2 separate regions of the Homo sapiens genome follow, and region 1 is linked to region 2. Evidence: chromatin loops called from intact Hi-C (ENCODE). Cell type or tissue: MCF 10A. All regions are shown on one strand. Links, peaks and the distances in the headings refer to the core of each region. The heading gives the core; the rest is flanking DNA.

Evidence for each region. A loop is a pair of places that touch in the nucleus more often than their neighbours do. Peaks named below come from ENCODE experiments on the same cell type or tissue, not always from the same donor. Only the 100,000 strongest peaks of a DNase experiment are listed, where the experiment ranks them.
Region 1: a loop joins it to region 2, with 4 times the contacts of the local background. A loop is called at or near these places in 10 of 110 quality-filtered maps.

What each region holds. Positions count from the first base shown.
Region 1 is chr11:34,418,867-34,434,276 of GRCh38, forward strand. It overlaps LOC105376622 (a long non-coding RNA gene), which reads left to right and starts at 13,423. Exons shown (of 3, transcript XR_931180.3): 1 at 13,423-13,581; 2 at 14,146-14,251. It also overlaps the pseudogene CIR1P3. In MCF 10A, for the core only: no CTCF peak of the experiment used is centred there; a DNase peak (open chromatin) is centred at 8,655.
Region 2 is chr11:34,363,544-34,378,953 of GRCh38, forward strand. No RefSeq gene overlaps it. Among named protein-coding and RNA genes, the nearest start is that of ABTB2, 13 kb to the left of the region's middle. RefSeq lists a cis regulatory region at 7,919-8,294. In MCF 10A, for the core only: no CTCF peak of the experiment used is centred there; a DNase peak (open chromatin) is centred at 8,168.

The DNA of each region.
Region 1 (15,410 bases), core at 4,136-12,135, 54 kb after region 2:
TCTCTACTAAAATTACAAAAATTAGCCAGGCATGGTGGCAGGTGCCTGTAGTCCCAGCTGCTGGGGAGGCTGAGGCAGGAGAATTGCTTGAACCCGGGAGGTGGAAGTTGCAGCGAGCTGAGATCGTGCCACTGCACTCCAGCCTGGGCGACAGAGTGAAACTCCATCTCAGAAAAAAAAAAAAAAAAAAAAAAAGAGAGAGAGAGAGAGAGGGAGAGGAAGAGGAAGAGAAAAAGACAGAAAGAGAGAGGAGTTTGGGGGTGAGAGTGGGTAATAGGAAGCAAGTTTTTGTACATTTATATTTTGTTGTATTCTATTTTACAAGAAGCATATTTACCTATAAAAACAAAAGTAAATAAAAAGCCCCATGGTTAAAAGACACATTTATTTATAACTCTTAAAGTTCAAAGAAATTAGAAGAGTTCCTCCTCCTCCAGTTTGTTACGTAGCGGGTCTTCTCACCACATCATAATCCTGGGACACAGGTTACAGGAATGCTGCTCAGCAAGTGGACACCAGCTATTCTGTTAATCTTTGGCAATGGCTTTCCAACAGGAGAGATGTACCCTTGAATGGTGTAATTATTAAGTTTATTGGAGAGGCTGCTTTCTTCATCTTGTTTTGGAATCACTTAATTGAAGAATGATTTATTCAATTGATGTATAAATCCCTTTTCTCTGAACTAGGGAAATTGCCATCTCAAAACAGAGCCAGTGGTCATCTTTCAGGAAGATTTGAGGCTTGCCCTCACTCTCAGCCTATTCACAGGGCCCTAGGTCTAATAGCCAGTATATAAAACAATCTCATAGCCTATAATATCATGAAATTCACAGTTCTTACCCCCAGATGTCTCATAGATGTGTGATTAGGGACCTATTTCAACTCCCACTCCAATCCCCAACACACAGAATCTGGAGAAATGACGCTTGAAGTCTGACTTCCCAGATTCTTTAGAACAAGACACCTGTATAGTTTTCAGATTTCTCTTCACGTGACCAGTGTAGCAATCTGAAGGTCTGGAAAATGACATATTTTAACCTCTCTTTTAAGGACATTTTTTTCCTTTTAAATAAATAAAAAGAAAAAAAAGTAGGATGTATATAAAGAAAGTTTTTCTCTTTTAGGGCTTTCATACTCAAGTTATGACAACACTGAAGAATTTAATAGGTACAGATTTTCCAGGTGTCATTATGGATTCAATTTCAATTGCATTAAATTTCAGAAAGTTTAATATATATTAGCAAGTCATAGCATATCATTATTTGGAAACTTTTTTCATTGTGAATGAAATCAGTTATTTGCCCTTTATTTTATTTTTTAAAAATAATTTCAACTTTTATTTAAGATTCAGGGGGTAAACGTGTAGGTTTGTTACATGGGTATATTGTGTGATTGCAAACATCATTTAGTGATGTGTCTGATGTAATGCCAAGTCCTCATCAATTCTACTTCACAGTTGCTCTTGAATCAATCCCATAGCGACTGCCCTTATTTCGGCTAACCTGGACTCTTTTAGAGGTGGTTGAACTTGTTTTCTGATCTTCATTTGCTCTCTCCATTTTATGATATTTTTTGATCTTGCTGGAAAATTAATCTTCCTAAAACACAGTTTTGAGCATGCCATTGTATGTTAAAACATTTTCAGCACTTCTCCTTTTCCTATTGAATAAGTCTTAAAAGTCCATACCCCTTAGCCTGTCCTTCTGGGTTGGTAGCATAGCACCTTGAAGGAACCTACCTTTCATGCCAATAACTTCTCCAATAACTTCCATAGATTCTAAGTTCCAGGCAAACTGAATTAGCCCTGTATTTCCCAAACAGTGCTTTACTTCTTCTCTAGGTTACCTCCTGACATATTATGGTTGTAATTTGAAATTTCTTCAGAGCTTACCAGCCTCAGGATGAAAATAGAACCACATTGACATCAATACCCAAATTTCACTTCTTCATCAGACACGGAAGTCCAAACCTCTACCAAGTCTCCTCCCAGATATTTATGAGAATCCCAGCAAGGAAAGATATTAAAGTGGTATCTAAATTGGCCAGGACTGCTGCTACTTTGTTTTTCTGGGTCCCAGGGAACCTCCCATTGTTTCTGGTCAGTGCCACTGGGCACCATGTGCACCCCAGGCCCAACTGGTGCCATCATGGGCAGAGTGTGGAAGAATGGCTCTCTCCCTTTTATGTTGCTATCTGTTATGATGGCATGTCATAGCAGTGTTGCCTGGGCTCCAGTGTGTTACAGAATATAGGAGAAGAAGTCTTCCATCTTTTATTTTATAGCACTGTCTCTCCCTTGGAATTAAACTTGCACCCAATGGTTGCACAGCACAGAATCACCGCTTCTCCTTCCTAACTCAGGCTTTATTCCTGGGTCCAGCAATTCATGCTGTTTCTAGAATGAGTCGTTTCATAAGAGGATTCTCAGGGCCCTGCAAAAAAATTTGTGTTAGACCTTTCTACGAGTTTACTAGACATGTAAAGATACATATACATCCAACTCCTGACAGGGCATCCAGTTGATGTGGTTAATAGGAGACATCTTAGCCTTCATGCAAGGGGACTTTCCTTTTGCCTCCCCCACCACTTATGATACATACTCAGACATTCTAAATCTTAAAGATGGACTCTGTTCAGGCAGGTTTTCTGTTTACAAAAGAACACATAGCATTTATATAAAGTTTAAAAACAGGCTAACTCTCCCCTCTGTATATTATGTATAGAACACATATGTTTGATTAAACCATAAAAGAAAGCAAGGGAGAGGAAGGGGAATATCAGGGAAGGATATGCGAAAGGTTTTACCCATATTGGTAAGATTCTATTTAGGCTGAGTGGTGAATCACAGATGTTTGATTTTATTATTCTCTATAATATGTGTATGTATTGCATATATATAAATTATATCATATTCAAATTTTTAAGTATAAAATATTTCACAACTAAAAGCCCTGACCAAAAAAGACATTTAAGTATTAGTCTGCACTCCTGCATTTGTTTCCTATACCTTTGTTTCTCTTTCTTCATGCATCTGCTTGGTGTTTTTTTTTTTTTTTCGAGATGAAGTCTCACTCTGTCACTCAGGCTGGAGTGCAGTGACGTGATCTCGGCTCACTGCAACCTCTGCCTCCCAAGTTCAAGTGATTCTCCTGCCTCAGCCTTCCGAGTAGCTGGGATTACAGGCACGTGCCACCATGCCCCGCTAATTTTTGTATTTTTAGTAGAGATGGGTTTTCACCATGTTGGCCATGTGGGTCTCGAACTCTTGACTTCAGGTAATCTGCCCACCTTGGCCTCCCAATGTGCTGGGATTACAGGCATTAGCCACGGTGCCGGGCCGTGCTTCTGCTGTTATCTACAGTGATCTCCAAGTTCTGAAGAACCCTTCTCATGTTTGCCTCCTTTTTCTTATCTCAAGGGCTGCTCTTCTGCTTTCTTTTGTGATTTCCCCTGTGCTTCCTTCCTGATTGCTAGTTTCTTTATTCAGCTCATGTGAATTTGCTTTTCACCTCTTTGGATTGCACTGCCAGTGTTTGGAAGTTCAGTTACTTTCCCCTCTTTGTTTTTGTTTTCTGGAATAGTCTACTTACAAGAATCACGGCTATTAGACCAGAGTGCCTCTGGGTTTTCTATTTCCTCTTTTTGGTGATGTTTGATAAAGATGCCATTTCAGATATCTTATTTTATGGGCTACTCTGTAAACAACTGTGGGAATTGGAGTTTTGGCAGGCTTTTAAGAGATGTCAACACTGCAATGAAGTGGAGGCAGCCGTTAAGAAAAATGCTTTCTTAAAAGCTTCTCTTTGGAGAATTTCTGCTGCTATCTACCGCAGCTAAGAAGGCCTAGAATAAACATCCATGGAATACTGTGGAATACATGGGATATCATGTAGCCATTAAAAACGATCATGGAGATTTTTATTTGTCAACATGGAAAGATGTTTATGACATATTAAGTGAGAAGCACAAGTTATATAGTATGTATATATGTAATATTTGTAAATAATATATATGATCTCATTTTATTTAAAGCCTTCTATATTTAAGTGCATAAACATTCATAGATAAAACTAGAAGAGTATTCATCAAATTGTGAAAAAATATTAACAATGGTTATCTTGGGATGGTAAAATTTGGGGGTGATTTTGGGAGGTTAAATTTATATGATTTTCTCTATTTTCTAAAGCACTTGAAGGGAATATATATGGCTTTATAAAAAACAGCATATTAGTATCATTTCAATTTTTTTAAAAAGAGGCTTTTGGTGAGATTAACAAATTTCTCTTTTAAATATTTCATTCTTTCTTTTGAAAAAAACTATCTGAAAGTATTATTTCTCCACCCTTTTAGCATAACACTTGAGCAGATTTTACAGTTAAAAATCATGAGTATTCTATGGATTGTATTGGTGCACACGTATAGACAATTGCAGTAAGTTTTAAGTCCAGTTTGCCTTCCTCAGGTTGTGTGGTGAAGGTCCTCCTCAGAGATAACGGAGCGGGAAAGATGGGCAGATTCAGCCTGGAGCCAACATCGCTGGGGTGACAGTGGGGTGGACACAGCTGTCACCGAGAAATGGCCTGAGGGAAGGCAGTGCAGCCTCCTAGGGTTGCGTGATTCCATTCAAGGAAATGGAGATGTGTGAATTTCCCCTGAGGGCTTGGCAGGGCACTCAAGGTGGAAGTAAAAGCTGCCCTAGCACTGTTTCATAGGACAGAAGTATGCTCCACTGTTCCCACCTCGACTTCAAAGACACAGTCAGTGGCGGTGGCAGTTGTGGCAACTATGGTGGTAAGGTGACCAACTATCCTGATTTGCCAGGGACTTTTCCCATTTTAACACTGAAAGTCCCACATCCCAGGAAACCCCTCTGTCCCAGGTAAACCAGGATGGTTGGTCTCCCTGTACTGTGGGCACATCAACATGATTGGGAGAGGTACCTCACTGGGGCGGTGAAAGCTTGTGGAGGTGATGGCAACTAAACGAGAGGAGGCAACAGTTGCCATGGTGACGATGGTGTGGTATTAGGAGAGATGCCAGGATGTGGTGGTGCCCCTGGCAGTAGAAACCTGGACTCCAAGTGAAGAGTCGAACCAACAGCTCTTGCAAGAATGGCTTTTCAGGCCAGACATGCCTGTAATCCTAGCACTTTGGGAGGCCAAGGTGGGTGGATCACCTGAAGTCAGGAGTTTGAGACCAGCCTGGCTAACATGGTGAAGCCCTGTCTCCACTAAAAATACAAAAATTAGCTGGGCATGGGGGTGGGTGCCTGTAATCCCAGCTACATGGGACGCTGAGGCATGAGAATCACTTGAATCCGGAGGTGGAGGTTGCAGTGAGCCAAGATGGTGTCACTGAACTTCAGCTTGGGTGACAGAGTAAGACACCATCTCAAAAAAAAAAAAAAAAAAAAAAAAGAATGGATTTTCAGTTTTCCCACTGCTGTTGTAACCAGGAAATCCAAAGCATTGGGATGGAGGTAGGGGCCAGTAGTGGTGGCTGGGACTCCAGGAATTACATCCAAAGAGGCCACATGTCTCTTAATGATCCCTGTGTACTCACATCCCTTCCATTGTCCTTGCCTCACACCTGGGATGGGGAAGCATTAGCTGGCACTTTCCAAACCCTACCCTTCTTTATACAGCTTTTAGGGGCTACAGTCACCTTTAGCTTTTTACACACATCATCCTTTATCTTTCTTGTTCACGTTCCTCTTTTTTAAAAAAGATATTTGATTAAGATCTTTAAGACCTGAAACCATAAAAATTCTAGAAGAAAACCTTGAAAAAACTCCTCTGGACATTGGTTAACATAAAAAATTTATGACTGACCCCAAAAGCAAATGCAACAAAAACGAAAAAGCTTCTGTACAGCAATAATAATAATAATAATCAGAGTAAACATACAATCCACAGAATGGGAGAGAATAGTTGCAAACCATGCATCCAACAAAGGATTTATATCCAGAATCGACAAGGAATTCAAACAAATCAGCAAGAAAAAAGCAAATAATCCCATCAAAAAGTGGGCAAAGAACATGAATAGACATTTCTCAAAAGAAGATATACAAATGGTCAACAAACATATTTTTAAAAAGTGCAACATTACTAATCATCGGGGAATGCAAATTAAAACCACAATGAGATATCACCTACCCCAGCCAAAATGGCTATTATTAAAAAGTCAAAAAACAACAGATGTTGGTAAGGATGTGGTGAAAAAGGAATTCTTATATGCTACTGGTGGGAATGTAAATTAATACAACCTCTACAGAAAAGAGTATGGAAGTTTCTTGAAAAACTAAAAGTAGATCTACTATTCAATCTGGCAATCCCACAACTGGCTATTTACTCAAAGGAAAAAAAAAGTCATTAAATCAAAAAGATACATGCATGTATATGTTTACTGCAGCACAATTCACAATTGCAAAGATACGGAATCAACCTAAATGCTCGTCAACTGATGAATGGATAAAGAAAATATGGTCTACATACACCATGGAATGCTACTCAGTCATAAAAAAGAACAAAAGAAGGTCTTCTGCAGGAAATTGGATGAAACTGGAGGCCATTATTCTAAGTGAAGTAACTCAAGAGTGGAAAACCAAATACCACATGTTTTCTCACTTGTAAGTGGGAGCTAAGCTATGTGTATGCAAGGACATACAGAGTGGTATAACGAACATTTGAGACTCAGAAGGGGGAGGGTGGAAGTGAAATGAGGGATGGCAAACTGCTTATTGGGTACAAAGAACACTACTTGGGTGATGGGTGCACTGAAAATTCAGACTTCACCACTATACAATTTATCCATGAAACCAAAAACCACTTGTACCCCTAAAGCTATTGAAAATATATATAAAATATTGAAAAAAAAATATATATAAAGGTCCTCAGTGCTTAAAAAAAATCAAGTGTTTTTTTAAAACTTGCCAGACAATGGAATATATTTTATAGAAAAAAGTCGATTGAGTAGTTTCACTGAGGGGGTACAAATCAGCGGTTGTTAACGGCCACAAATTAAGGATTGAAAACTAGCACTGTGGATAGAGAGGAAAGAGTCCACAGGCCTGTATGTTGGTTAAAACAAGTCCTGTGGTTCATTGGTCAATAAACAGTTTTCAGTTAGATTCTTTGAGGGTCTGGCATACCTGAATCACTCAAAATTTATGGTCCTAATCAGCCACAGCAAGTTAGAGCCAGTTATGATGAAACACAATGTTCAGTTTTACTGTTTCCTGAGTAAGTATTGCTCTAAAAATACTTCCTTTTATGCTTTACAATCAGAGCTGAATTTGCCAGTTGAGCATGAAGGTTTCTTGTAGCCAGGCCTCCTTCCCTCCACCTCTGGATAAATGTGCTTCTACTGAAGCTGCTATTTTTTGTTTATTTGTTGTTTTTGAGACAGGGTCTCACTCTGTCACCCAGGCTGGAGTGTAGTGGCACAATCACAGCTCACGGCAGCCTCAACCTCCTAGGCTCAAGCAATCCTCCCACCTTAGCCTCTGGAGTAACTGGGACTACAGGCGTGTGCAATGATGCTCAGCTAATTTTTAATTTTTTTTTTTAGAGACAGGGTCTCACTATGTTGCCCAGGCTGGTCTCAAACTCCTGGGCTCAAGCGATCCTCTAGCTTCTGCCTCCCAAAGTGTTGGGATTACAGGAGTGAGCCACTGTGCCTGGCCTGAAGCTATTTTAATCCATGCCTTATCCACTATTCTTTGGATTTTGCAAATTCCCTCCTTTTATTCTGGACAAACAGTACTTTCCTCCGAATTTCAGAACTGAGATCTAGTCTTGATCAATATGAGTTTTCTCTAATATCTTTGTTTCTTCTTTTTTTAAATTGACGAAGGTAGACTCTCTAATCTCAATGTTTATCTCTTTAGTTTCCTTCTAGGCCTTCCTTCACAGCCAGGTCCCCACAGTGAAATCTGTCCTTAGCCCGACTGTGCCATCTGGGGCTCTCTCAGGGAGACACTGGTTTTGCACTCCAGGTCATTGTTTCTTTTAGGTGCATAATAGCATAACATGATAGCACATCTGCATTTAATTATGATTCCGTCTTCCTGGCTCCACGTTCACAAATTTCTAAGCCTTTGGAGAGAAGGAATATTTGCTACAAACATTGGCTGCAGTGATGATGTTGTCATCTGCTTTTGATTTCCTAGATGTAGCCATAAACAGATGCAAAGTTTGGCTAAATGGTTGGGAGTGGAGTGTTTGGACCATCTGACAGGGTGTAGATAGGACTCTCCACATGTCTGCAGTCATAATTTTGTCCATTTTTTTTAAGTTTTTTGTCTTTAAAAATATGCCTCATCACTTCTTTTTCTTCCTACACTGAACTGGCACAGAATAAATAGAACCTTGACTTTGGTTTCACAATGTATGTGGTGGATTTCATAGACTTTTGTGTTTCATAACACAAAAATGTTTGACCTTTGCAAATGATTTCTTTTCATCTTTAGGTCACAGAGCTTTCGTGTTGATATATTTGAGAGGGGCAGAGAGTAATAACACAGGGTAATATGATGTAAGGAGGACAAATGCCTTTTTCTGTTACAAACCACACACCTCCTCTGCCTCCAGCCAGTGCAATGCTTTTGACCATAAACTTCGTTGAATCTGTCCATGTAGCCTAGAGTCAGCCACTGCTGAATCATTCTCCCAACTACAATGCTCCCTGGAGCGTTCATTACAGCACTCAAGAGTTTTGATGACTGGCACTTTTGGCATCTTTTTTTTTTTTTTTTTTTTTTTTTTTTTTTTGTCGTGGGCTTCAGCTGCCCCAGCTCCTTTCCAACACCCTACTTTCCCTTGCTCAAGGGTTACTTTAGGGTTGATGATTACTGAGGACACTCAACAGAAGCTCAGATGTTTGAGGAATGCAAGTTGTTATAAGATAAGGTGCTTTCTTGCACTTAGTTAACTTCAGACATCAAGACTTGTGTTGCTAGGGTTCTTGCTAACAGAACAATACACAGAATAATCTGTAAACTTAATAGCGCAAGAGATGGCATGTTCCAAACATCACCAAAGGCAGCCATAAAATCAGGGCCTATTTTGAAAATTGTGACTGATATTTATTAAACTAATGTCAACCAATTATACTGTCATAAAAAAGTCAGAAACGATGTTCATTGTCAAGTAATTCCTTATCTCAGGATAATAAAAGGCAAGCTTAGGGTACATTTTGTCAGATGACTTCAGGGTTTTATAAGTATTAACACATTAAATCTCATAATGTATAAGGGTTAAGAAAATAGTTTGGTCATTTCTCTGTGTAGCCTGTCTGGTTAACTGTTTATATATTCCTACTTTTTAACTTACTTATTTATTTATTGAGACAGGGTCTTGCTGTCTTGCCCAGGTTGGAGTGCAGTGAGCTATCATCAGTGGACTGATCAACCTCTACCTCCTGGGCTCAACTGATCCTCCCACCTCAACCTCCTGAGTAGCTGGCACTATAGGTGTGAACCACCATGCCCAGCTAATTTTTAATTTTTTTTGTAAAGATAAGGTCTCACTATGTTGCCCAGGCTGGTCTCGAACTCCTGGACTCAAGAGATCCTCCTGCTCCAACCTTCCAGAGGTCTGGACTTACAGGTGTGAGTTGCCACCCCAAGCTGTATTTCTTTCTTTCTTTTTAAGACAGGAGTCTTGCTCTGTTACCCAAGCTGGAGTGCAGTGGCATGATCTTGGCTCACTGCAACCTCCGCCTCCCAGGTTCAAGAGATTCTCCTGCCTCAGCCTCCTGAGTAGCTGGGATTACAGGCATGCAACACCATGCCTGGCTAATATTTTGTATTTTCAGTAGAGGCAGGATTTTGCCATGTTGCCCAGGCTGGTCTCGAACTCCTGAGCTCAGGCAATCCACCTGCCTCGGCCTCCCAAAGTGCTAGGATTACAGGTGTGAGCCACCTTGCCTGGCCCTAACCCGTATTTCTATCTTTTAATCTATGTAACTTCTCTGTGTCTCAATTTGTTTCTGTAAAAGTCACTGGGTCCAAGGCAAAACGGTGATGTAGGTGAAGTTTGAATTTAATGTCTTCCACTTCTTCCTCATCTTCATGTGGGGGTCCTCAGGTTGGGGTGAAGAAGTAACAAAAGTGAGAGTGTCCAGTTCTTGCTCTCAGCTACTGAATAACTTGTAATGAAGGTATTACCTGAGATGCTCATGTATGACTCACCCTAGGAATATACGTATACTTATTTGTAAATTTTTACTTTGATATAATACTAAGTTGCAGAAAGTTACAAAAATAGTATAAGTAACTCCAGTTTACCCTTTACCCAGATTTTGCTCTATTTATTTTGTCAAGTGCTTGCTCTCTTTACTTACATGTGTATATGGATATATATGATGTATATTTTTTTCTGGCCCATTTGAGAGTAAGTTGCAGACATCATGCCTCTTTACCACTAAATACTTCAATGTGTATTTTCTAAGACACAAAAGAAATCTCTGATGTAAGAGATTACATAACTGCAGTCTAATGATCAAAACAAGGAAATTTAACATTGATACAATATTCTTATTCATATTAAGTTTATGGCCCATATTAAATTTCATAAATTGTCTCCATAATGTTTCTGAAGTCTTTTCCGTCTGTTCCAAGACCCAGTCCAGGAACACTCTTCATACTTAGTTGGCATGTCTCCTTAGTCTTTTTTAAACTGGAACAGTTCTTTAGTCCTTAACTTCCATGATCTTGATATTTTGAAAAGGCCAGTTGTAGACTGTTCCTCAGTTGGAGTTTGTCTCATGTTTCCTCATGATTAGATTCAGAGTATGCATTTTTGATAGGAATGCCACAGAAGCGATGTTGAGTCCTTCCTGGTGTACCATGTCAGAAGGTTCATAATGGGGGTAATATATCTATTTTTTTTTTTTTGAGACAGAGTTTCACTCTTGTTGCCCAGGCTGGAGTGCAATGGCATGATCTTGGCTCACTGAAACCTCCACCTCCCTGGTTCAAGAGATTCTCCTGCCTCAGCCTCCCGAGTAGCAGGGATTACAGGTGCATGTCACCATGCCTGGCTAATTTCGTACTTTTAGTAGAGATGAGGTTTCTCCATGTTGATCAGGCTGGTCTCGAACTCCTGACCTCAGGTGATCTGCCCACCTCAGCCTCCCAAAGTGCTGGGATTACAGGCATGAGCCACTGCACCCGGCAATATATCTATTTTTTAAAAGAGGACTCTTTTTGAGAATATGGGAAAGTACTCAAGTCCTAAAGGAAAATATATTTAAAAATGAAATGGGAGGGTATCTGTATTTGAGCCAGGCATCTGATCAAATTCTCCCTCAAATCCCTCAAGGCAAATTGTCACTTACTCTGGTTATTTGTAACATGGTTTATCCCGGTATTACCTCATCTATTAATTCACTTGCTTGTTCATTCATTTAGTCAAATATCCTGGGTGCCAGAAAACTGTTGCAGGTGCTAAGAATAAGCAGAAAATTCAAAACCAGAAACAAAACCCACCAATCCTCATGGACTTCTATTCTAGTAGGAGAAATACCCAATAAACAAATGAAATCGGTTATATAGTATGTTAAAAGGGAGAAGGATCACAGAGAAAACACAAAGCAGGGAAGGCATGACAGGAAGTGCCAGAGGAAGCTATAAGATTAAAAGAAGTGGTCAAGAAAGGTCTTCCTGAGAAGACAACATGGTAAACTACAGGCCCCCAAGCTGAGCCACGTGGCTTCTGGCTTCTTTTGAGGATGCAGAGTTTAAAAGGGCATTAAGAGAAAGATGATACAAATCCTAATATTGTATCATCTATAATTTGCCCATCGAGTAAGTTGTTTCACACCTCAGGGGCCAGCCAGACAAGAGAAAGGCAACGGTGATTGTTATTCATTGACATTTAGAATATTGGGTGGGATGGGATTGGGAAAAATCCCAGTACAAAGTTTCAGAGAATTAAGCTAGTGCTTGCTAAGTAGTTCGTTTATGTTGCTTACAGAGCTAGCCACTGCTTTCCCCAGCTCTGGCTCAAGGATGGGGAAATCCTCTGACAATGTCATGTGCAAGAAGGATGTTCATCTTGCCTCCAAATCCAGTATCAAAAAAGTATGAATGGGCCGGGTGTGGTGGCTCATGCCTGTAATCCCAGCAGTTTGGGAGGCTGAGGCCGGCGGATCACTTGAGGCCAGGAGTTCGAGACCAGCCTGGCCAACATGACGAAACCTCCTCTCTTATAAAAATACAAAAATTAGCCGTGTGTCTGTGGTCCCAGCTACTGAGGAGGCTAGACAGGAGAATCACTTGAACCCGAGAACGGAGGTTGCAGTGAGCGGAGATGGCGCCACTGCACTCCAGCTTGGGCGAGAGAGTGAGACTTTTATCTCAAAAAAAAAAAAAGTATGAATGGCAGAACAGAAAATATATGATAAGAAGAAACAAGAAGAATGAAGGCAGCAGTATCTTAAAGAACAATAATCATATGAAAATAGATTGCTTATGGGAGATGAATGTGTAAAGAATGGCCTTAATTTCATTTGTGAGGCCCCACCAGGAGCTAAAAAAGGAAACAGAGAAAAAAGAAAACAGGAGAGAATGAAGACAAATTTAAATGGCAGAAAGAAGCTCCATGAGAAAAATATGCCAAAGATCACATAAACAAAAAAAATTAGCCCTTTGATATTCAGGTTAGAAATATGAACTGCATTAAATGTCACAAATGGGATCATGTCACTGCAGATTGAGACTGTCCTTTGTTTGGTCTTTCTGGAATCAATGCAAGTTCAGTTCCCACTGATGAGGCAGGTAGGCACTAGACATGATTTATTTGTTTCAGAATTTATATAGAGGACAAACAAGGAAATAAAATAACGTTTCTCTTTATTTTCTCAGTTAAAAAAAAAGAAGTAAATAGATCTTCATTTTCAGGTTGCCTGGAGCAATTGCTTTCCACATCTGACACAAGAAGGAGAATTTTGCTTCATGTCACAGTGTCTCAGAACTGAATCTGTTTATGTCCACGTATCCTGGAACAGGAGCTGCATATAAGATGATACAGGGCAACAGGTCCTCTTGCTTGGTGGAAAATGATTCTTTGAATGAACTTGTTTAGCTAAGTCTCTGCCTGCCCTTTGCTGTCAGGAAGGAGAGGCAGCTAGAGATCTTCCTCCTCCTCCTTCATCCTTGCTGCTCTGCAAGCTGCCTCTTCTCCAGCACTCTCATTCCTGCCTTTGGCTGTTCCTCAATCCCATGTGGCTCTCTAGGCCTGTCATGCTCTTATATTACAAATCCATAACAACTTCCCATTTTTTGTCTTTTAAAGACTGAGAAGAATGTCATTTTCTTGTGGTTCTTCTCAACTATGTGGGTACAAAACATGGATTTCACAATTGCTTTACTCAGGGTGCTTCCCGTAACACCGCGTCTTCAGGTGGGCAGAGGGTAGTGCAATGCTGGAGTTAAATTCTAAGAATGTAGAACACTCACTCAAGATCTTCCTTTATTCCTGCCCACTTTGTCACAGGCAGAACAACGTAGGAGTGGAGATGTGATCTCCAGAGCCACACTGTCTCGTTCGAATCCTGGCCCCATTGCAAACTATCTGGGTAACTTCGGGAGGTTACTTAACCTTTCTGTACCTTAGTGCCCTCAGATGTAAAGTGAAGGTAGTAAGAGTCCATTCCCTCTTATAGGATTGTTATAAGGATTAGATGGGTTAATATTGGAAAATCCCTCAGTGTAGAGCCTAGACATAGTAAGAGCAATATTAAGTGTTTGTCAATTAAACAAAATATGTTTTGAAAGGATGGTTTTGTGGGATAGGAAGGTTTGGTTTAGGGCAGTGGTTGGCCTTTGTTCATCATAATGTGACCTTGGAGCCAAACTTCAGTGTCCAGAGGCAGTCTCTGAACTACAGCACATCCCGCAAGGATGAGTATAATAGTATATCCTACAACAAAGTTTGCTGTATTTTCTGAACAGCGTTGCAACTCATACAAGAGCTACATGGCACTCCAGAATAAATAGAAATACTAATAATCAGATAATACAGATAACTAACTCATATGGTTCATATAATCTTCCCTAAACCTCCAACTACCCTTGGAGGTCAGTGTGGCCGGTGCTGCTGATCAGCCACCGATATTCACTTCCCTTTTCTTTTATAATAGAATGCCTGAGTTTTGTCAAGCCCATGGCCACCCAGCCAGTGACTACATTTCCCGGTTTCCTGTATAGCTAGGCATAGCCATGTGACGAAATTCTGGCCAATGGAATGTGAGTAGAAATAAAGTGTGCTATTTCCAAATTGTGCCCTAAAAAGGAAAGGACATGGGCTCCCTTTGCTCCTTTGTCCCCCTTCCCACTGGCTGGCATGCAGTTATGATCAAGTGAGCAGCTACATTGGACTCAGAGATGGAAGCTATGTATTGAGGATGGCAGAGTTGCCTAACCAGCCCTGTACCATTTAGGTCTGAAATGCTTTATTGTGAGAGAAATAAGCTTTGATCTTGTCTATGCTATTTTGTTGGTTTTTTGGGAGGCTCTTTTTGTTATAGAAGCTTGGGTGATACCTAATATAGAAGGTGTTACTATCTCCATTTTACAAAAGCAACATGGTAGCTTAGAAAAATTAAGTGACTTGCCCAAGTTCACACAGTTTGTAAATGGCCATGGTGGGATTTGACCCCAAGTGCTCTGATGCTAGCGCTGGGGCTGTTAACCATGTACCATGCTATTTTTTCTCTTGAGCCCTACTAGGTAATGATCTGGGTTTATGGTAAAGAAAGGGAGAAGAGAGCTACCTGTTCCGTTCCCCCTAGTTGACCATTCCTAGCTATGACCAATGGTTCCACCCAAACATGTATACTTCATAACTATTCATTTCTCCACAGATGCATAATTGTGTGTGCTCTCAGTCCATAATGAATGTGTTGATTGTCTATGAGGTTTGACTTTTTATTTTTATTGTCAGAGTACAAGAACCCATGTCTGGTTTCTGCAAACAGACTTAAACCCAAGGTCAAGCCCAGGTGCAACATTTAAAGCATAAACAAGGGAGGCAAGCAAAATACCTCTGAGAGAGCAGCACTGGAAAAATAACTTCAATCCAAGCATGTGAATCCCAGTAGTTAAACATGACTGGTTGACCCAGGCCTTGCAGGAGCCCAGAGGCAAGGAGGGAATGTGGGTGAGCCGCAGGAGCTTAAGCTAGTCAAAGTCAAGTTCAGAGGCCAGTGGACCTGCACAAACTTGAAAAAGGCTCAACACCTGTTGTAAATATTTGCTTGCTACTGAGTCCTACTCAAGCCATCTCCATATCACCATGAATGAAGTCAGACTTTTAGGGAAAAGTGGTTAACAATCTGGATTTCTGCGGTAGCAGGGTGGATCATATAATGCTTACTCCTGACACCACGCCTGACACCTATTCAGT
Region 2 (15,410 bases), core at 5,013-13,012:
CTACCAGAGTGGCTGGTAGAAGACTCTAATTTCCAAAACCTTGGGGGAGGGGGCAAGGAAAGGCTGAGCCTGTAGGAACTGAAGGATGGTGCAGAGAGTCAAGACAGGGACTCAGTTATTGGGACTGTGGGTTTCCAGGCGGGGGTTTGGACACAAGGTTTTCAGAGCCAGGTCAGGAGTAGCAGGCAGCGTAATCACGTCCTGAATCTCTGAGGCACTTACTGGTTTGGGACTCCTTAACTTACTGGTTTGGGAACTCCTTAACTATTTGCTGACAGGTGCCAGGCTTGTCTCAGAATCTGGGATGAAGTGGGGCTTCCATAGCTCCTCCTGCAAGGGTTAGAGAGTCACTAAGCAGGGAGCACAGAGATGATTTCAAAAGCATTGCTTGCTACATCGCGGTATTATGAAAACCATCTGGGTTGTTCTTTGGACACTTAACATAATATGCCTGAGAACAGGTGATAACTTAAATGAGTCGTTTTCAAATTGCCGAGTTGAGAAATCCCTTTTTCCAGTCTTACACAGGCCTTGATATGAAATACAAAGAAGCAGAAAGCTTGATTTGGGGTTGTGGGTGGAAGGGTCTAGAGCCAATTCATGAATTTTCAGGCAGCTTCTGAGAAACTCAGTGGAAGCCCAAAACTTTGCAGAGCTACTGGAAAACCACTGACCAAAAGCCATTGTCAGTTCTTTGACTCACTATGCGGGTTGGTACATCTGGGGGAGAAATGGGTCAAACATAAGGAAGGAAATACTGTGGAATGCAAGGAAAGCTGAGAAACGTGGTAAACAGGAGTGTTATGGTTAGCAGAGCTGCTTTGAAGTTGATCAAACAGAACACTCAGTTGTTGAAAAAGAAACCAATGGTGTGGAAACTGTAAAGTCTCCTCCATCCTGTGCAACCTAGATTAGCCCATTCCTGACACAGGTATTTGTTCTGAATCTCACGACTAAAGAAAAACACAGACAATTCAAAACAAAGCCCCAAAATGGTTATAAAGAAGAAGAAAAAAATACTTCCCCAAGGTATGTTCCGCAGGATGGCTAGTCTCATGAGATGGCCTACAAAAAAAAAAAAAAAGAAAAAAGAAAAGAAAAAAAAGAATTGAATTTTGTGGTTAACTTTGGGAAATTTTGCATTCTGTTTCTCCCTCTACTATACTCATGACCTACAATATTTAAGGCTCTGTTTGTATTTCTTGTAACCCATGCTATCCTGGTCCTGGGCTTAACTGTGCAGAGAGTTTTTTTTTTTTTTTTTTCAAATACCACAGGCTATTTTAAAGTAACTGGGACTTTTTATTTAACTTGAAGAAGAGAAGACAATGACTATCTTCTGTGTCTTATGAAGACAATGACACATCTTATGTGTTCGCTCAAGTAGTTGTGATAGGGCAGGACCTTGGACCAAATCCAGATAGATATTAGGACTGGTCAGTTTCAGTATCTGACCATTGCCCAAAGCTGGAATTTGGTTCTTTTGGACACAATGCGATCCCAAAGGTAGTTCCAAACCTAGGACATTGCTTCACAGGAGAAAATCGGGGTAAGTGCTAACACTGTGAAACTCCGTCTCTACTAAAAATACAAAAAATTAGCCAGGCGTGGTGGTGGGGGCCTGTAGTCCCAGCTACTCGGGAGGCTGAAGCAGGAGAATGGCGTGAACCCGGGAGGCGGAGCTTGCAGTGAGCCGAGATCGCGCCACTGCACTCCAGACTGGGCAACAGCAGGAGAATCCGGCTCAAAAAAAAAAAAAAAAAAAAAATTGGGGTAAGTGCAGAAGTAATTGTGGCTTTTGCCATTGAAAGTAATGGCTAAACCGCAATTACTTTTGCACCAACCTAATAAAACCGTTCACAAAGCAAACAAGATAGGTTGTAGGAGGGCTTTCCAACAGGAGCTCTGCCTGTCAGGCAGTTGGCATCACAAATGTGTTAGCTGGTATCAGAGGAAGCCACTGGGAGCCTGGGAGTTTTTTTGATTGTGTGTGTGTGTGTGTGTGTGTGTGTGTGTGTGTGTGTGTTTTGATGGAGTCTCCTGCTGTCGCTCAGGTTGGAGTGCAGTGGTGTGATCTTGGCTCACTGCAACCTCCACCTCCCAGGTTCAAGCAAGTCTCCTGCTTCAGCCTCCCGATTAGCTGCGACTACAAGCGCCCGCCACCACGCCCAGCTAATCTTTGTATTTTAATAGTGACCTGGCTTCACCATGTTGGCCAGGCTGGTCTCGAACTCCTGACCTCAGGTGATCCACGCCCCCCCCACCCCCCCCCGGTTTTCCAAAGTGCTGAGATTATAGGCTTGAGCCACCCTGCCCAGCCTGGGAGCCTGGGGTTTAATGGCAAGAATTTTAGGGAAGGGGCTGGCACTTAAGACCACAGAGCTGAATTATGGGACAGAGAATCCAGGGACAACTTGATTGTGGTAGTGTTGCCATATTCCCAGACCTAGATGTTTCATATTCTAGTTATCAATTATCTGCTTAAAAAAAAAACAAAATCAACAATTGTGCTCTTCTACCCTGGTATAGAGAATCTATTTCAGCTTTTAATATTCATCTGATGGTTTTATACAAATCTCAAGTCCCAGGCACCTTTCTTGGAAATACGAATTCAGTAAGTCTGTAATGTGATCCGGAGTAAAAATATTTTAAACAAGCATTCTGGCTGGGCACAGTGGCTCATGTCTGTAATCCCAGCACTTTGGGAGGCCAAGGCCAGAGGATCACTTGAGCCCAGGAGTTCAAAACCAGCTTGTCAATATAGCAAGACTCCATCTCTACAAAAGAAAAATACAAAAATCAGGAGGGCGTGGTGTTGGGTGCTTTTAGTCCTAGCTACTTGGGAGGCTCAGGTGGGAGGATCGCTTGAGCCCAGGAATTGAAGGCTGCAGTGAGCTACGATTGTGTCTCTACACTCTGGGGTGGGACAGAATGAGACGCTGTCTCAAACAAACAAAAATTCCCGGGTGATTCTTATCAGGCAAGTTTGGGAACTAAGACATTTGTTTCTTAAACCTCAAGGCACCCCAAAACTGTTTTAAAATGCAAATTCTGTAGCCGTAGAGACTGAGTCCTCATTTGTAACCAGAGGGTCTCAGTTTGATTCAAATGCTTTGGGTCCAGGAAACTTGCAATTCAATATGCAAGTCCAGGAATTTCAGGTGTTCCCGGCAGGTGGCACTCTCAATCATTTAGCTATGAACTTGCACCTAAGAAGCCATTTTTTAAAACTCATGAGCAGGATTTAAAGTAAAAACAAACAAACAAACAAACAAACAACTTTTGAATCTCCCAAGAGGATAGATCTGGAACCACATAACTATTCCTAATGATAAATTCTTTAAAAAATCTGAAAATGTCTCTGTCTGCCCTTAAGCAAGGGTGCTTAATATTAGGAATGATTGTAGACAGCTGCAGCACAGGGATGGATGGCTGAATTGCAGATGGGACTGGAGGAAGTGGTCTTCAGAGTTCAGATAGTAGCCTTTAAAAAAATTATTTCCAGCCGGGCGAGGTGGCTCACGCCTGTAATCTCAGCACTTTGGGAGGCCAAGGTCGGTGGATTACCTGATGTCAGGAGTTCGAGACCAGCCTGGCCAACATGGTGAAATCCTGTCTCTACTAAAAATACAAAAATTTGCTGGGCATGGTGGCGTGTACCTGTAATTTCAGCTATTCAGGAGGCTGAGGCAGCAGAATCACTTGAACCTGGGAGGTGGAGGTTGCAGTGAGCCGAGATCACACCACTGCACTCCAGCCTGGGCAACAGAGTGAGACTCTGTCTCAAAAAAAAAAAAAAAAAAAAAAAAAAAAAGAATTATTTCCATAGGTTTTTGGGGAACAGGCGATGTTTGCTTATATGAGTAACTTCTTTAGTGGTGATTGCTGAGATTTTGGTGTACCCATCACCTGAGAAGTATACAAGGTGCCCAGTTTGTTGTCTTGTATCCCTCACCCCCCCCATTCCTTTCCCCCAAATCCCCAGAGTCCATTATATCATTCTTATGCCTTTGCGTCCTCATAGCTTAGCTCCCACTTATGAGTGAGAACATACAATGTTTGGTTTCCCATTCCTGAGTTACTTCACTTAGAATAATGGTCTCCAATTCCATCCAGGTTGCTGCAAATACCATTATTTTGTTCCTTTTTATGGCTGAGTAGTATTTCATGGTGTATCTATACAATTTCTTTATCCATGTGTTGATTGATGGGCATTAGGGCTGGTTGCATATTTTTGCAATTGTGAATTGTGCTGCTATAAACATGTGTGTGCAAGTATCTTTTTCATATAATGACTCCTTTTTTTCTGGGTAGATAGCCAGTAGTGGGATTGCTGGATCAAATTCCTACTGACACTGTTCTACAAATAGAGAAAGAGGGAATCCTCCCTAAATCATACAAGCCAGTATCACCCTAATACCCAAATCAGGAAAGGACATAACAAAAAAAGAAAACTACAGACCAATATCCCTGATGAAGATAGATGCAAAAATCCTTAACAAAATACTAGCTAACTGAATCCAACAGCATATTGAAAAGATAGTCCATCATTATCAAGTGTGTTTCATACCAGGGATGCAGGGATGGTTTAACATACTCAAGTCAATAAATGTGATACACCACATAAACAGAATTAAAAATAAAAATCACCTGATCATCTCAATAGATGCAGAAAAAGCATTTGACAAAATCCAGCATCTCTTTATGATTAAAACCCTCAGTAAAATTGGCACAGAAGGGACATATCTTAATTATACTAAATGTATAATTAAGTACAGCCAACATTATACTGAATGGGGAAAAGTTGAAAGCATTCCTCCTGAGAACTGGAACAAGACAAGAATGCCCACTCTTACCACTTCTATTCAACATTGTACTGGAAGTTCTAGACAGAGCAATCAGACAGGAGAAAGAAATAAAGGGCATCCAATTTAGTAAAGAGGAAGTCAAACTGTCACTGCTGATAATATGATTGTATACCTAGAAAACCCTAAAGACTCCTCCAAAAAGCTCCTAGAACTGAAAATGAATTCAGCAAAGTTTCAGGGTACAAAATTAAGGTACACAAATCAGTAGCTCTGGTATATACCAAGAGCAACCAAGATAATAATCAAATCAAGAACTCAATCCCTTTTATAATAACTGCAAAAATAAAATAAAATACTTAGGAATATACCTAACCAAGGAGTCAAAAGAACTCTTCAAGGAAAACTACAAAACACTGCTGAAAGAAATAATAAACAACACAAACAAATGGAAATACATCCCACGCTCATGGATGGATATAATCAATATTATGAAAATGACCATACTGCCAAAACAATTACAAATTCAATGCAATTTCCATCAAAATATCACCATTATTTTTCACAGAACTAGAAAAAACAATCCTAAAATTCATATGGAACTAAAAATGAGCCTGCATAGCCAAAGCAAGACAAAGCAAAAAGAACAAATCTGGAGGCATCACTTTACTTGACTTCAAACTATGCTATAAGGCCATAGTCACCAAAACAGCATTGTACTGGCTTAATAATAGGCACATAGACCAATGGAACAGAATAGAGAACCCAGAAATAAGCCCAAATACTTACAGCCAACTGATCTTTGACAAACCAAACAAAAACATAAAGTGGAGGAAAGGACACCCTATTCAACAAATGGTGCAGGGATAATTGGCAAGCCACATGTAGAAGAATAAAACTGGATTCTCATCTCTCATCTTCTACAAAAATCATCTCAAGATGGATCAAGGACTTAAATCTAAGACCTGAAATCATAAAAACTCTAGAAGATAACATTGGAAAAACCCTTATAGGCATTGGCTTAGGCAAAGACTTAATCACCAAGAACCCAAAAGCAAATGCAACAAAAACAAAGATAAATAGATGGGACTTAAACTAAAAAGCTTCTGCACAGCCAAAGAAACAATGAGCAGAGTAAATAGCCCACAGAATGGGAGAAAATCTTTGCAATCTATACTTCCAACAAAGGACTAATATCCAGAACCTTTCTACAAGGAACTCAAACAAATCAGCAATAAAACGCCAAACAATCCCATCAAAAAGTGGGCTAAGGACATGAAAAGACAATTTTCAAAAGAAGATATACAAATGACCAACAAACATGAAAAAATCTTCAACATCACTAATGATCAGGGAAATGCAAATCAAAACCACAGTGTGATACCATCTTACTCCTGCAAGAATAACCATAATAAAAAAAAAATAGATGTTGGCATGGATATGGTGTAAAGGGAACACTTTTACACTGCTGGTAGGAATGTAAACTAGTACAACCAGTGTGGAAAACAGTGTGGAGATTTCTTAAAGAACTAAAAGATAGTAGCTTTTTTAGACTTTTCAATGCATAATTAATTTAAAAACAATCAAGCCTACAAATATAGTGGAGATATGTCTTAATTCAGTAACAAAGGGTAAAAATTGAGCCCCAATTAGGACCTTTTCTTTTCTTTTCTTTTTTTTTGAGACAGAGTTTCACTCTTGTTGCCCAGGCTAGAGTGCAATGGCACAATCTTGGCTCACTGCAACCTCCGCCTCCTGGGTTCAAGTGATTCTCCTGCCTCAGCCTCCTGAGGAGCTGGGATTACAGACATGCACCACCACACCTGGCTAAGTTTTTGTATTTTTTTTTTTTTTGTAGAGATGGGTTTCTCCATGTTGGTCAGGCTGGTCTCGAACTCCTGACCTCAGGTGATCCACTCGCCTCAGCCTCCCAAAGTGCTGGGATTACAGGCGTGAGCCACTGCGCCCGGCCAGGACCTTTTCTTTAAACATTCCAAATCAAAGTAAGGAGTCAAGTCGAAATTGAAGAGGTTTAGTGGGATTAGGGGTGATCCTATTTCAACAGATGAATGCTGGAACACAGTTTTCTTTTTCTTTATTTTAGAGACAGTCTGGCTTTGTCGCCCAGGCCGGAGTGCAGTGGTGCGATCTCGTCTCACTGCAAGCTCCGCCTCCTGGGTTCAAGTGATTCTTGTGCCTCAGCCTCCCAAGTAGCTGGGATTACAAGTGTGAGGCACCACTCCCAGCTAATTTTTGTATTTTTAGTAGAGATGGGGTTTCGCCATGTTGGCCTGGCTGGTCTCGAACTCCTGGCCTCAAGTAATCTGCCCCTCATGGCTTCTCGAAGTGCTGGGATTACAGGCATGAGCCACCATGCTTTGCCTCTGTTTCCTTTTAGTGGGAACTCTCAGAAGTCATTTCCTCTCTGAAGTTTTCTGTAAGCCTCCCAGACCCCTCTGCCAACTCTTTGGTCCCATTTCTGCTGTTATCATCGCTCATCACAGTCTAATGTAACTATTGTTTACTTGTCTGTGTTTCTCCATTTGATTGTGTGCACCTTGAAAGCAGAGGCTATTTCATTTAATTTTGTATCCCTGGTTCCTACTCCGCACAGGCTCTGATTCATGGAAAATATTTAATATTTTTGTTGAATGAAAGAATGACATTTATCATGTAAAGCTAATAATTTGTTTCACGGGTGTATGTCTTTCTTTCCTACTGTTCTGTGTTTCTTGAAGACAGAAACACTCTTTCCCCACTAGAGCTTAGTACACTTTAAACCTAGAATAGATAATAAATATTTGTTGGATTAAACTCAGTTGAGTTTAACTGAATTATGCAGTACTCATTGATCAAAAATAGAAAGCTCTATTTTCTTTGTAGGGCCACACATATTTTGCTTATGAAGATTCTTGGCAAAGGATGTGTAAATACTCACAAAACACCACAATTTGGGACATTTAGAAGACTTTCTCTCTTCAAAACAAGGAAAAGTCACGATCAGGTAGTTAGCTAGAAAAAGGACAGGATTGCAGTGTGGGACATTATTTAGGCCAGCAATAAGTAAAAGTAACCTCAAACATTTAATCTACAATAAAAAATAACTTAATGAAGTAGCTCTCTCACGTACCTTATAACCCCACTATAAAGGCTGTATTTTCCAGGGAGTGAAAGAAAGAGAATCAATGTTCTTTATTCCTGGGCATTATTCGTGTGACATTCTGTAAAGTGATGACTCAGGCTATGGCTGTTTTAGCAAACATTCTGACTCTTAATGACAAGAGCAAATGCCACGTGACTCATCCCATGAGTCTGGTTATAGCCTGCTTTCTGAAATTCTTGAGAAGCAGTTGATGAAATAATACTGATGATGCAACTCTGTCTCTGCTGTCATTTGCTTTTTCAAGGTGTTGAAGAGAGGAAAACAACTGCTCCTTGTTCAGACTTAGCCTGGAAACTGGTGACTAAAGGGGTGTAGTGAAACTTTTGGGGTATAATTTTTTGTTGTTGTTGTCTATTTTTTTTTTTTTTTTTGGAAACGGAGTTTTGCTCTGTCACCTAGGCTGGAGTGCAGTGGTGCGACCTCGGCTCACTGCAGCCTCCACCTCCTGGGTTTCAGCGATTCTCTTTCCTCAGCTTCCTGGGTAGCTGGGATTACAGGCATACATCACCACGCCTGGCTAATTTTTGTATTTTTAGTAGAGATGGAGTTTCATCATGTTGGCCAGGCTGGTCTTAAACTCCTGACTTCAGTTGATCTGTCCGCCTCAGCCTCCCAAAGTGCAAGGATTACAGGCGTGAGTCACTGCGCCTGGCCTCTTGGGGTATAATTTTGAGCACCATTTTGTTTCGTTTTCTGTAATCTGATTCCAAGATTTTTTCTAAAAGTTGATAACTGGGGTCTTGGGTTAAATCTAGCAATTCTCCAGGCACGCTGCACACCAGAAGAGTTAGGCAAGCCATGTTGAAAGCATTGTACCAATATGCCCAGCACAGGGCCTGCTGCAGAAGCCCTGGTTCATTAGTGTTTGTCATTCAAGGACTCTACCACTTCATCATCTTGCTTCTCATTCTCTTTTCTTTTTTTTTTTTTTTGAGCCGGAGTCTCACTCTGTCGCCCAGGTTGGCGTGTAGTGGCGCGATCTCGGCTCACTACAATCTCTGCCTCCTGGGTTCATGCCATTCTCCTGCCTTAGCCTCCTGAGTAGCTGGGACTACAGGCGCCCGCCACCACGCCCGGCTAATTTTTTTGTATTTTTTCTTTTAGTAGAGACGGGGTTTCACCGTGTTAGCCAGGATGGTCTCGATCTCTTGACCTCGTGATCCACCCTCCTTGGCCTCCCAAAGTGCTGAGATTACAGGCTTGAGCCACTGCGTCCGCCCTCATTTTCTTTGAATAAGAATATGGCGGGGCGCGGGGGCTCACGCCTGTAATCCCAGCACTTTGGGAGGCTGAGGCAGGCGGATCACCTGAGGTTGGGAGTTCCAGACCAGCCTGACCAACATGGAGAAACCCCGTCTCTACTAAAAATACAAAGTTAACTGGGTGTGGTGGTGCATGCCTGTAATCCCAGCTACTCAGGAGGCTGAGGCAGGATAATCGCTTGAACCTGGGAGGCGGAGGTTGTGGTGAGCCGAGATCTTGCCATTGTACTCCAGCCTGGGCAACAAGAGCAAAATTCCGTCTCAAAAAAAAAAAAAAAAAAAAGGAATAAAACCCCCAGAGAGTAAGCTGTTCTTTGAACAGGGCTAACATGCTGACATGACAGTCAGCTTGAAGTCCACCAAGATCATGTACAAATTTGCAGCAGGGAACACCCCCATGGTGTCTGGTAAGCCACACTGAGTGCACGCCAGGTAGAACCCTACCAAGAGTGTACTTAGAGAATTGAGATGTAAATGTTGATATCAGAAAACTATTAGGAAGAAAGAAACACCTGGGAAGGTAGTCTGCAACTTATCCCAGGGAGCCTGCCAATCAGGCTTCAAGAAGACATTATAGGCCGGGTGCGGTGGCTCATGCCTGTAATCCCAGCACTTTGGGAGGCTGAGGCAGGTAGGATCACTTAGGGCCAGGAGTTTGAGACCAGCCTGGCCAACATGGAGAAACCTCATCTCGACTAAAATACAAAATGTAGCCAGGAGGTGTGGTGGTGCACGCCTGTAATCCCAGCTACTCGGGAGACCGAGGCACGAGAATTTCTTGAACCCAGGAGGCGGAGGTTGCAGTGAGCCAAGATCTCACCACTGTACTTCCAGCCTGGGTGACAGAAGGAGACTCTGTCTCAAAAAAAGAAAGAAAGAAAGAAAAAGAAGAAGACATTACATTTTAGAGCTAATAGTCATCCTGTGATAGCCCCCAGCCTGCTGCAGGGGTAAAAGTCTTGGAACTTCAGCCCATGGTACATGCCCTTTTATATAATAAACAATTTATTTTAGGATACCTTTAGCTTAAAAAAATTGTGGAGGTAGTCCAGAGAGTCTACATAGGCCCTACACCCAGTTTCCCCTATTATTAACATCTTTAAGAAGGATTAGTATTCATTCTTTTTTGTTTATTTATTTTTTATTTTTTTATTACTTTATATTTTTATTTTTTTTATATTTTTATTTTATATTTTATATTTTATATTTTATTTTATATTTTATATTTTTATTACTTTAAGTTCTGAGATACATGTGCAGAATGTGAAGGTTTGTTACATAGGTATACAGGTGCCATGGAGGTTTGCTGCACCCATCAACCCGTCATCTACATTAGGTATTTCTCCTAATGCTATCCCTCCCCTAGCCCCCCACCCCCAACAGGCCCTGGTGTGTGATGTTCCCCTCCCTGTGTCCATGTGTTCTCATTGTTCAACTCCCACTTATAAGTGAGAACATGCGGTGTTTGGTTTTCTGTTCCTGTGTTAGTTTGCTGAGAATGATGGTTTCCAGCTTCATCTATGTCCCTGCAAAGGACATGAACTCATCATTTTTTATGGCTGCATAGTATTCCATGGTGTATATGTAAGAAAATGTGTCACATATACACCATTCTTCTTTGAATGTTTGATATAATTCACTGTGAAGCCATCTGGTCCTAGGCTTTTCTTTGTTGGAAGATTTTTTTATTACTGATTCAATCTCCTTATTTGTTATTTGTTTGTTCAGCCTATTTATTCTTGGTTCGGTTTTTGTAGGTGGTATATTACTAAGAATTTATTGATTTCTTCTAGGTTATCCAATTTGTTGGCATATAATTGTTCATAATAGTCTTTTATAATCCTTTTTGTTTCTGAGGCACCCTTTGTGATGTCTCCTCTTTCATTTCTGGGTTTATCTGAGTCTCTCTCTCTCTCCCCTCTCTTTTTCTTTGTTAGTCTAACTAAGGGTTTGTCAATTTTATCTTTTCAAAAACCCGACTCTTAGTTGTGTTGATTTTTTCTATTGTTTTTCTACTCTATTCATTTCTGCTCTAATCTTTATTGTTTCATTCTGCTAACTTTAGGCTTAGTGTTGCTCTTTTTTTAGTTCCTCAAAGTTTAAAGTTAGGTGAGTTATTCAAGATTTTCTTCATTAACATAGATATTAATCACTATTAACCACCCTGTAAGTTCTGCTATTGCTGCATCTCATAAGTTTTGGTATGTTGTGTTTTCATTTTCATTTGTCTTGAGATATTTTAAAAATTAACTTTGATTTCCTCTTTGACCCAACGGTTGTTCATGAGTGTATTGTTAATTTCCACATATTTGTGAATGTTCCCATTTTCTTTCTGTTGCTGATTTCTAGTTTCATTCCATTGTGGTCCAAAAAATGCCTGGAATGATTTCAATCTTCTTAAATTTGCTAAGTCTTGTTTTGTAACTAATATGTGATCTATCATGGAGAATGCGTTGTGTATACCTGAGAAGAATGTTTATTCTGCTGTTGGATAGTTCTGTATATATGTCTGTTAGGTCCATTTGGTCTAATGTGTTGTTCAAGTTAGTTTTCTTTTCAAGTTTCTTTATTGATTTTCAATCTGGATGTTCTGTTATTGAAAGAAGGATATTAAAGTTCTACTATTATTGTATTGCTGTTAATTTCTCCTTTTGGGTCTGTCAATATGTGCATATATATTTAGGTACTCTGATGTAGAGTGTGTACAGTATTTATAATTATTACATGTTTCTGTTAACTGTGCTTTTGTCATCATATAATGACCTCATCTATCTCTAGAAACAGTTTTATCTATCTATCTATCATCTATCTATCTATCTATCTGTCTATATCAGTCTATTTTGTCTGATATAAGTATAACCAACCCTCTTCTCTTTTGGTTACCATTTGCATGGAATATATTTTTTCATTCCTTCACTTTCAGCCCATGTGTGTCCTTAAATCTAAAGTGAGTCTCTTGCAGTCCTTTTACATTTAAAGTAAATTGGTAAGTGAGGACTTACTATTGCCATCTTGTTGTTTCTGTTTGCTTGTTTTGCAGTTATTTTGTTCTCTTCCTTACTTTCTATCTTCTTTTGTTATTTGGTGATTTTTTCTTTGTTTTGGCAGTGATTTACTTGGATTCTTTTCTTTTTATCTTTTGTGCACCTATTATTTTTTTTCTTTGTGTTTACCTCAAAGCTGGAATCGAATATCTTGTAGCTATATCTGCATATTTTATGTTTGTAACAATTTAACTTTAATTACATACAAAAACTATACACTTTTGCCCCTGCCACATACATACATATTTTTGTTCTTGTAGCCAGAGTTTATTTCTTTTTATATTGTGTATCCATTAACAGGTATTTGTGGTTATAGTTGTGCCTTTTTTTTTTTTTGATACAGAATCTTGTTCTGTCACCCAGGCTGGAGTGCAGTGACATGATCGTGGCTCACTGCAACCTTTGCCTCCCAGGTTCAAGTGATTCTTGTGCCCCAGCCACTTGAGTAGCTGGGATTACAGACGTGTGCCACCATACCCAGATAATTTTTGTAGTTATAGTAGAGATGGGGTTTCACCAAGTTGGCCAGGCTTGTCTTGAACTCCTGGCCTCAACTGATCTACCCACCTCAGCCTCCCAAAATGCTGGGATTTTAAGCATGAGCTGCCATACCTGCCCCGGTTATATTTATTCTAAATATTTTTTGTCTTTTAACTTTGATATTAGGGTTAAAAGTAATTTATGCAATGCCATTACATTGATACATTATTCTGTATTTGTCTATATATTTACCTGAAGTCAATGCCTGGCTTCAAACAACAGGCTGACTCTCTTGTTAGGGGCTAATGCAGCTCATGACTTTAAAGGGAAGCCAATGCTCATTTACCATTCTGAAAATCCTAGGGCCCTTAAGAGTTATGCTAAATCCACTCTCTGCCTGTGCTCTATAAATGGAACAATAAATCCTGGATGACAGTATATCTGTTTAGAGCATGGTTTACTGAATATATAGACAGTGAGATATGTGCTTTCATATGCTCTCATGTTGCTGTTTATCATGTTTTCATTTCAATTTAAATAACTCCCTTAAGCATTTCTTACAAGACAGATCTAGTGGTGACAAACTGTCTCAATTTTTGTTTGTCTGAAAAAAAGTTTATCTTTCTTTCTTTTTTAAGGATAGTTTTGCTAGGTATAATATTCTTGGTTGACAATTTTTTTTCTTTCTCAGTACTTTAAATATAACATCTCACTCTTTCCTGGCCTGCAAGGTTTCTGCTGAGAAATCCTCAGCATGTGATTCTCCTGCCTCAGCCTCCTGAGTAGCTGGGACTACAGGTGTGCACCACCATGCCCCACTAATTTTTGTATTTTAGTAGAGACGGGGGTTTGCCATGTTGGCCAGGCTTGTCTTGAACTTCTGACCTCAGATGATCTGCCCTCCTCAGACTCCCAAAGTGGAAGGTTACAGGCATGAGCCACGGCAATGTTGTGTATGTTCCAATCACTCTACCAACCAGCCACTCGCTCATCTCTCTTTCTTCCCTTGAGACATCTCTCTTCCTATTCCCTGAGACACAGCAGTATAGAAATTAGGTCAGTTAATAACCTTACAATGGACTCTACATGTTCAAGTGAAAGAAAAGTTGCATGTCTCTTAATTTAAATCAAAACCTAGTAGTGATTAAGCCTAGTGAGGAAAGCATGTTAAAAGTCAAGACAGGCCAAAAGCTAGGCCTGTGGTGCCAAACAGCCAAGCTGTGAATGCAAAGGAAAAGCTTTTTTTTTTTTTTTTTTTTTTTAAGATGGAGTCTTGCTCTGTCACCCAGGCTGGAGTGCAGTGGCACAATCTTGGCTCACTGCAACCTCTGCCTCCTGTGGTCAGGCAATTCTCCTGCCTCATCCTCCTGAGTAGCTGGGGTTACAGACATGTACCACCATGCCCAGCTAATTTTGTATTTTTAGTAGAAATGGTGTTCACCATGTTGGTCAGGCTGGTCTCAAACTCCTGACCTCAGGTGATCTGCCTGCCTTGGCCTCCCAAAGTGCTGGGATTACAGGCATGAGTCACCATGCCTTGTCCAGAAAAGTTCTTGAGGGAAATTAAAAGTAATACTCCAGTGAACACACAAATGATATTTTAAAAAAAGTGAAACAAACTTTCTGCTGATATGAAGAAAGTTTTAGTGGTCTGGATGGAAGATCAAACCAGGCACAATATTCCCTTAGGCCAAGCCATAACCTAGAGCCATGACTTAACACTCCTCAATTCTGTGAAGGCAGCGAGAGGTGAGGAAGCTGCAGAAGAAAAGTCGGAAGCTAGCAGAAGATGGCTCATGAGGTTTAAGGAAATAGGTCATCTTTATAACATAAATGTGCAAGGTGAAGCAGTAAAAGATGATTTAGAAGCTGTAGCAAGTTATCCAGAATATCTAGTTAAGATCACTGATGAAGGTAGCTACAGTAAACAACATATTTTCAGTGTAAATGAAACAGTCTTCTATCAGATGATGTAATCTAGGACTTTCATAGCTAGAGAGATGTCAATGCCTGGCTTCAAAGCTTCAAAGAACAGGCTGACTCTCTCATTAGGGGCTAATGCAGCTTATGACTTTAAGGTGAAGCCAGTGTTCATTTACCATTCTGAAAATTCCAGGACCCTTAAGAGTTATGCTAACTCTACACTGCCTGTGCTCTAAAAATGGAACAACAAAACTGGATGATAGTACATCTGTTTACAGCATGGTTTACTGAATATTTTAATCCTACTGTTGAGACCTACTTATCACAATAAAATATTTCTTTCAAAATATTACTGCTCATTGACAATGTGCTTAGTCACCCAAGATCTCTCTCTGATGGAGATAGATAAGAAAACTAAAATTGGTTTTTTTTTTTTTTTTTTAGATGGAGTTTTGCTCTTGTTGCCCAGGCTGGAGTGCAATGGTGCAATCTCGGCTCACTGCAACCTCTGCCTCCTGGGTTCAAGTGATTCTCCTGCCTCAGCATCCTGAATAGCTGGGATTACAGTCATGCACCACCATGCCTCACTCATTTCATATTTTTACTAGAGATGGGGTTTCTCCATGTTGATCAGGCTGGTCTCGAACTCCCGACCTCAGGTGATCCACCCACGTTGGCCTCCCAAACTTCTGGGATTACAGGCATGAGCCACTATGCCCAGCCTTAAAGTTGA